2 separate regions of the Homo sapiens genome follow, and region 1 is linked to region 2. A link is a contact called in ENCODE Hi-C data. All regions are on one chromosome and are shown on one strand. Each heading gives the region's core, a stretch centred on a gene start or an enhancer-like site at or near the end of the contact. The rest is flanking DNA. Distances are from core to core; before and after follow the strand shown.

Region 1 (3,982 bases), core at 632-3,131, 500 kb before region 2:
CCACATCTCTCTGTGAGATGGAAGATAATTACTGAACGTCTTTACTTTGCACACTTTATTTTTAACTAAATATTTAAGTAGACTGCTGAGAGATACCAATACTTCTACTGGTCCTGGTTTAGCGCTGTAATGAAACACTGAATTTTTGCTTTTATAAAATAGTGGCGCAGGTCAGGATAACTCTTTTAAACATTACACTATTTATTTGGGGGTTATTTTTGGCTAACTTTTTCCTTTAAGGACATCTTAGTGGCAGGAAGATGGAGCTAGTGTGTGCGCTTGAATGTGAACAGTGCCTCCCAAGGAGGGCAGCTCTGTGTTTAATGCAAGCCATAATTAGTTGGTCAATTCACTGATGGGGACCAAGCTACAGTGAGAGAGAGATGCTGGCAGAGATGTCTTGCTGGGAACTACTTTAGAACTAATTACCTGGGAAGTTCAAACAGGAAAAACCTTTCTATTAAGGAAAATAAGGTTTGGGTTCTAAATGATCAAGACGGTTTAGCTCGTCTCTGCTGATTAAGTTAATTTAATAAGTGATCAATGTTTTACCTGTAGGAAAACAGGCTAACCACTTTAATGAAGTTGGGGTGGATGCCAAAGCAACGCGTAAAGACGAAACTCCTCTCCGGGACCCTCCTGAACACCTGTTGAACTCCAGGGCTTCTAACTTTCCGTACTAAAGCCTCCCGGACACAAGCTCGGGAGTGTTTAGACTTTGTGGAAGTGCGTGCGTATATTCAAGGTTTCCATCTTGCTTAATCAACAAAACTAGTTACTAATTATTTATGAATCACAGGGCTGAAACAAACTTTCTTACCTTGAGCAATTAAGGAGTGGCAAGCAGAGGAGCGGGACTGGTTCTGAATTTAGCCGGGTGGTGCCTGTCCCTTCCCTGGTTACCGACCTGCCCAGCTCTTCAGAAAGGTCAAAGGTGCGTCCCTCCTCGGCTGGGAAAGGGGCACATCTCCCAACAAAACCATACGCATACATCCAACCTGGGGAGCTCCGGAGTTGGGGTGGGGGGGCGGCAGCGACGTGAGGAGCCAGGCTGCACGCTGTCTGCGCACACGGGGGTTGGGGGCACCGATTCCGCACCCAATCCGGCCCGGAACCAATTCCGACCCAGGGACTCCGAGAGACCGCGGGCCCAGGGCGCGCACGCCGCACTCTCCGGGGGTCCAGGACGCCCGACGTTTCGGAGGGTAGCGCGATGGGTCTCGAAGACAACCACGGGCAATCCCCAAAGCTGTTGCCCTGGGGCACGATCCTTCTCCACCCTGTCGGACACCCCGAGGACCCCCAAATTCCGAGGCTCGGATGCCCAGTCCTCTGTCTTCTGCGTCGAGACGCGCCCGGAGCCCACCGGCCCAGCGATTGCTACCTCCTGCAGGACGCGAAGCCCCCAGCGGCCTGACTGTGGAGGGGAACCCACCTCTCCGCGCCCCCGCGTCCGGGGTCCCCGGTGCCGCGCAGCCTCGCGCCTGAGCGCCCCTCCGCCCCCGCGCGTCCTCCACGCTGGCGAGCAGGTGACCGAGTCCTGCGACCCCGCGCGCACGTACTACCCACCCTGGGTCCCCCGCGCCCCTAGGCGCGGCCCCTTACCTCGGAGCGGGCCGGAGCGGCCCCGCGGGGCCGGGCGCGGACTGGGCCGGGGAGACGCGCCTCCCGCCGCCGCTGGGAGACGAGGCGGCGAGCGGGCGCGGCGAGCTCCTCCCGGGCGGCGGCGGGAGGCGCTGCTCTAGCTGCTGCCGCCGCCGCCGCCGCCGCCGCGGCTGCGGGTCTCCGGGCTCCGCGGCCGCCGCTCCTGGGCCGCAGCCGCGCGGGTCCCTCGGCTCCTGCGAGAGGCCGGCTGCTCGCGCGGCAAACTCTTCCGCACGCAGAGCCGGCGGGGAGAGCCGCCTCCGCCTCTGCCTCCTCCCCTGCCTCCTCCCTCCACCCTCCTCCCTCTCCACCTCCCCCTCCTACCCCCACCCTCCTCCTCCTCCCCTCGCCTGCCTCCGCCTGCGGGGTCTCTCCTGGCCCCGACCCAGCCTGGGACAAGCACCCCGCGCGCGCCGCAGGCAGACGGACCCCCGGCCCCCTAGACCCCCGGCTTCCCTGGGCGGCGCAGACACCCGCGAGTCCCCAGGCCGCCGCAGCCTCTGCTGGGCTGCCAGGGACGCGCGGCGGGGTCGGGCCTGGGGCGCAGGGTCGGGGTTGGGCGCCGGGGCTGGGGGAGGGGGGGGTTGTGCTTCCAGGTGAGCCGGCCCAGAGGAGAGGCAAGTGGACTAGAGGCTGCCAGCCGAGGTCCCATTAAAGTTGTCACTCGGGGGGAACAAGGAATCTGCCGCCCCCGCCTAGTGTAGACCCTCGCAGTGCGGGCCGCCACCCTGCTGTCCCGCGCAGGGGATGAAGGGGGACGAGCACGCGACTGTCACCCCCTCCACACTGTCCTCCAGGGGCAGGGTTGCGCGCAGGTCTCGACCCAGGGCACAAAGCGCGTCTCTGCGGGGACCACTGCGATTTCTCAATGAGCGGCGGGGGTGCGGCCCGGGGGCAGGTGGGAGGCGGGGGTCGGGGAAGATGCGGGCGAGCGGTGGTCGGCGGAGGACAGCAGCGACTGCTGGGGAGGAATAACCAGTGCCTGTCCTAAGGCGAACGTAGCTGGTCCGGAAAATGGGTCAAGGATGGAAAGGAACCGGCTAATTGCCCCCCTCCCCGGCAGGGGCACGTGGGGTGTGGGGCTGCGGCCAGGAGCGGGCACTTGGAGCTCCACTCTGCCTCTCCCTCCCCTCCTCCGCTGCCCTCCTCTCCTTTTGCACCAGTGCAGGAAATGTTCCACTGACCTACATATTTTTCCAAACATACGTGACCTTTTTTTTTTTTTCCTCTGTGGGAGGAGACAGGCGAGAATCCAAGAAAAAGAAGCTGGAGAGAGAGGCGCGCGCGAGAAACAGGGAGGATTTTACCAAGGTTCCCGCAAACGCCAAGCGGAGGGAGGCAGAGGTACAGGAATAATCCCCGGGTGCCGGGGCTGCTGTCTGATGCCCTTCGGGGCTCCAAGACAGAGCCGGTGAAAACCGGAGACCGTGTGCCCCGCCGAGGTCCGGAAACGTGGCCGGTTTCCCCTTCACCTGGGCGGCGGCGTTCACAGCGGGGAGGCGCCTGGGTGGAAGCCCGGGAGAGGGGAAAGGTCCCCCTGCCCGCTCCCACGAGGTCTCCGCTCCCCTGGCCTAGGTGCCTGGCCTGGCGCAGCGCTCCGAGCGTGGCAGCCTTTTCCGGACGTCTCTCCGTCCCTCTTACATTCCGGCAAGTGGCCCTGGAAGGAAAGCGCCCCCGCTGGCCCTTTTCTGTCATACTCGATTTTGTGGCCAGAAGGGGTCTCCTAGGGCCTTTGCCCCAAGCGCGCCAGGCCCCCGCGGTGGACTGGGGGTCGCCCCGGACGCTGTTCCTCTCGCTGTCTCGTCCTCTCCCTCGAGTTTGAGACGTGCCCTCTCCCTCGCAGATCCGACCAGCAGCGCCTTATTTGGGCATGCAACCCCACACCGTCAATTAGATCAAAACGCTCACACAGAGCTCCTTTTTACCCCCCCTGTAAAGTAGGTCATTCTCTTTATTTCCCACTTGTATTATTTGTGTCTAATTCTCCTCCTGAAAAATAATCAGCTGCAAGGAGCTTTGAGCATCCTAAGAGCAGCTGTTATTCTCAGGCTTGCTTCTGACTTGGAGGGCTTTTCAAGAAAGAGGAGGAGGCATTTGGCCTGTCATGATTTTGAAGTCCCTCCCTTTCCAAAAGAAGAAACTTTTGTTTGATGGATTTTATTTTGCTTTGTTTTTCTACCCCGTCCTTTTCCTCCAGGCAAGTAGGTTTCACCCCGCCTTTAGAGCGTGGCCATGACTAATATTACTAAAGGATGAAATTGTGTACTTCTAACCGGTTTTAAAGCATTATTTAAAGTCACCTCCCTTCCTTTTTTGCTTTGGAAGAGATTCCAACTCC
Region 2 (3,803 bases), core at 426-2,925:
AATGAACATTAACCGATATAATTGGGTTTAAACCTGCCATCTTGCTATTTGTTCTCTATTTGTTTTATCTAATTGTTTCCTTCCTCTCTTTTTATGCCTTCTTTTGGATTAATAGAGTTTTTTTTAACAATTTCATTTCATCTCTATAGGCTTTTAAACTATAGCTCTTTGTGTTATTTAGGAGGTTGCTTTAGGGTTAGAGGACACATCCTTAACTCATTACAGTCTTTCTTAAAGTGACATTATACCATTTCACATATAGCATTAGAACCTTACAACAGTATCCTGCCATTTCTCCTCTACCTGCCTTTGTGTTATATTTGTGATATATTTTATTTCTATGTGTTATAAACCTCACAACACACTAACATTTTTGCTTTAAACACTTCTGGCTCTCAGCAGGCATACCTCCGGCAAGCTTCTTTCTGTTCTCTTGCTAGATATTTGTCTAAAATAAGAACAAATAGGATCTGAGATCATAAGGTTTCACAATCTTTACTGTATGGTCTGTGCTCTGAAGCTTTTTCCCCATTGCTTCCTGATTGTTGGTTGTGAATTTGATGGATAAATGACCCTCAAATATAAGTGAATTGTTATTCTATAAAGAAAGCAGATAAAAATCCAAACAGTGATTGAAAAAGTGAATTTGAAATAATTCAGTAATGAAAAAGAGACCCAAACAGTACACTGTTATCAATTAAGTTAGGTAGACAGCTGGGGGAAATCCTTCATGGAAAAGGAGGTGGGTACTCTGCATTTGTTTATTGTAGAACTAGAGGGCTGGCCAAAAATTGCCCCTTTTTCCCTTTTAGGAACTGGTCTAAAATGTTCTCTCACTTAATGAGGCATTTCTCCTTTCCCAAAGCCAGATGTGGTCGAGGTATTGTATATTTTCTTTAGCCAGCAGTTTTAGATGTAGAAAAACCTCTCCAATTTTTTAAAAAAATTTATTCTTGAAATATGAACAGTAGTATGAATTCTAGAATATTGTAATGCATTTTATTGTATTCAAATACACAGGATAAAACAGATACTGTGACGACAGGAAGAAGGGAGCAGGCTACATAGGAGAAATACATAGGCTATATAGGAGAAATTATGAACCCGGTTAATACGCACAGAGGATTTTAATTTAAACCTTGCTTGTACACCAACGGAGCGTTTAGCTCCCTCTCCCCAGCAACTTATGTCTGCAGTACTCCATACTAGGGCACCCTTTCTATTTCTATTCTAATTCTATTAATTAGAATTCTATTTCTAATTCTATTTCTGCTTCCTAATCAAGGGCACAATACAATTGTCCACTTCTCGAATCCCTCCTCCTCCTGGTATCTGGTTCTCTTGGCCCTCCACGTTCTCTGTTAAAATGAGTTCTCAAAGGCCTCAGCCTAGAGTTAAGAGAAGAAGCTCGCTGAGGCGGGGCCTCTGGGTGCCCACTTCAGCCTCCCCAGTCATTTAGGACAATTTCCTAAGTCGAAGCTAGAGATGCGTGATGCGTTTGGTGACTTTTCCTGGGTTCTTGCTTAAGCGGAGCCACAGGTTGTGGGGGCGGCCAGGCCTCTGGGGAAGAGCAGGTGCCGCGGTGCCGGCGCGCCAGCAGCCCGCGGCCAAGGCCACCTGCTCCCAGGGCCCCGGCACCTCTGCGGGGAGGCGGCAGGCAGAGGACGCGCGCGCAGTCGCGCAGGAGCCCTCAGGCGAGTGGGGGAAGCATCGCAAGAGACGCGGACCTGGAGCGCGGTCACTGCGTTACCGCAGCGACCTGGGTTACCTAAGCCGGCGGGACTGAGAGGCCGCTGCGCGTGGGCAGGGGCTCAGATTGCGCCCGCGGTGCCTGTCCCGGCCCCCACCCCGGAACGATTGCAGCCCTGCGGGGCTCGCCGCCCACACCGCGCTGAGGACGCTGCCCAAGCCAGGCGCCCGCCCCCGCCCGCGGTCTCAGCCGCTCGCAGCGCGCCGCCCCCAGACGCGCGTGGCTGCTGGCGAGGGCTGAGACCGCGCTCCCGCCGGCCAGTTCCCAGCAGCAGCGCATCCTCCCTGCTCCGCGCCTTCGCTCCGGACCCGCGTCGTCGCAGCCCCGCGGTGATGAGCCCCGAGCCGGTCCCGCCGCCGCCGCCGCCCCAGTGTCCTGGCTGCGACCGCGCGGAGCCGATCGCCCAGCGCTTAGAGGAGGGCGACGAGGCCTTCCGCGCGGGCGACTACGAGATGGCAGCCGAGCTCTTTCGCTCCATGCTAGCCGGGCTGGCGCAGCCGGACCGCGGCCTGTGCCTGAGGCTGGGGGACGCGCTGGCCCGCGCCGGCCGCCTCCCCGAAGCCCTGGGCGCGTTCCGCGGCGCCGCGCGGCTCGGGGCGCTGCGGCCGGAGGAGCTGGAAGAGCTGGCGGGCGGCCTGGTGCGCGCCGTGGGCCTGCGCGACCGGCCGCTGTCCGCGGAGAACCCGGGCGGCGAGCCCGAGGCGCCCGGCGAGGGAGGGCCGGCCCCGGAGCCCCGCGCGCCCCGCGACCTGCTCGGCTGCCCGCGCTGCCGGCGGCTGCTGCATAAGCCGGTGACGCTGCCCTGCGGGCTCACAGTCTGCAAGCGCTGCGTGGAGCCAGGGCCCGCGCGGCCGCAGGTGCGGCGCGTGAACGTGGTGCTGAGCGGCCTGCTGGAGAAGTGCTTCCCGGCCGAGTGCCGGCTGCGCAGGCTGGCAGGCCAGGCGCGGAGCCTGCAGCGCCAGCAGCAGCCGGAGGCCGCGCTGCTCAGGTGCGACCAGGCCCTGGAGCTGGGTGAGTCGGCTGCGGGGCGGGTCCGCCTCCCCTACACCTGTCCGGCCCAGCAGCGGGGTGGGGAGCTGGCCGGTGGGCCCGAGGCTTTGGGCTTTCGAGAGCTTTGTCTAGGCTTAGGGGTCACTTTGCTTCCTAAGGATGGGAAGGTGAAAGGTGGGGGCGGCCACACCCTGCAGCCAGGAGAGGCCAAGTGCACCCCACTGGTTTTGTCTTTTCCAGGATGCTGGTAAGTTTCCCGCGGCCCCCGGAGCAGCTCTGTAAGGTCCTGTAATTGCTTTTCGGCATCTTCTGCGCTGTTGAGGAGCGGGGAGGATGACGAAATATTTTTGCTCATCCTGAAGGAAAATGCACATAGCTGACACACTACAGGCGCAGAAAGGGGTGCCTTGTGCTGGGGCAAGATTTGCTTTGGGTTTCAGCTAATATAGCCAGGAAGGAACCGCCTCCACTCTGCTGTAATCACGTCAAACGCTCCGGCTCTAGCCTGCTCTCTGTCTCAGAGGCCATCATTAGATGTCATGGCGTATTTAACTTACTAGATAGTTACACTGACTAGTGTGTGTAGTTTTAAATTGTTCATTCAGTCATTTCCTTATTTATCTGAGGCCTAAGGCCAGCAACAGGCACTCTCCTGCCTTCACCCAGCCACCACCTGTTAACACTATTTAGCTGAAAGGAAGACCAAACTTCTGTCATCGTTTTGGCTTTGACATATGAGTATGCGCTCTATTGGCAGTTGTTTTGGGCAGTGTGAGGAGGACGGTTTGCTTTCTGGTTTCACCGGTTTTATAATAGGGCATATACGATTTAAAGCACTAGCCGAGAAGACTTGTTGAATCTCTTGTTACTAAAATAATCTACTACCATGCTGTAGTCAGTGCACATTTTATTTTAAACTTAGGATTAAGGTTTTCCCTTTTAGAAGGCACAAATTATAAAGTGACTAGCATTCAATTTTGTCTTGCAAAAAAAAAGATCCAAATATTGAACAAGTGTTCAATATCTGTATCTAAATTGGGATATTCTCTGCTGGAATAGAGCA

Evidence for each region. Hi-C counts contacts between places; a loop is a spot of excess contacts on that map.
Region 1: a map with no recorded cell type shows a loop between it and region 2 (5-fold over the local background). The contact joins the promoter of NPAS2 here to the promoter of LONRF2 in region 2. A Hi-C loop is called at or near these places in 1 of 37 single-sample maps with no recorded cell type.

Annotation. Positions count from the first base shown.
Region 1 is chr2:100,818,038-100,822,019 of GRCh38, reverse strand. It overlaps NPAS2 (neuronal PAS domain protein 2), which reads right to left and starts at 1,881. Exons shown (of 21, transcript NM_002518.4): 1 at 1,606-1,881.
Region 2 is chr2:100,320,373-100,324,175 of GRCh38, reverse strand. It overlaps LONRF2 (LON peptidase N-terminal domain and ring finger 2), which reads left to right and starts at 1,675. Exons shown (of 12, transcript NM_198461.4): 1 at 1,675-2,761. The coding sequence starts at 2,083.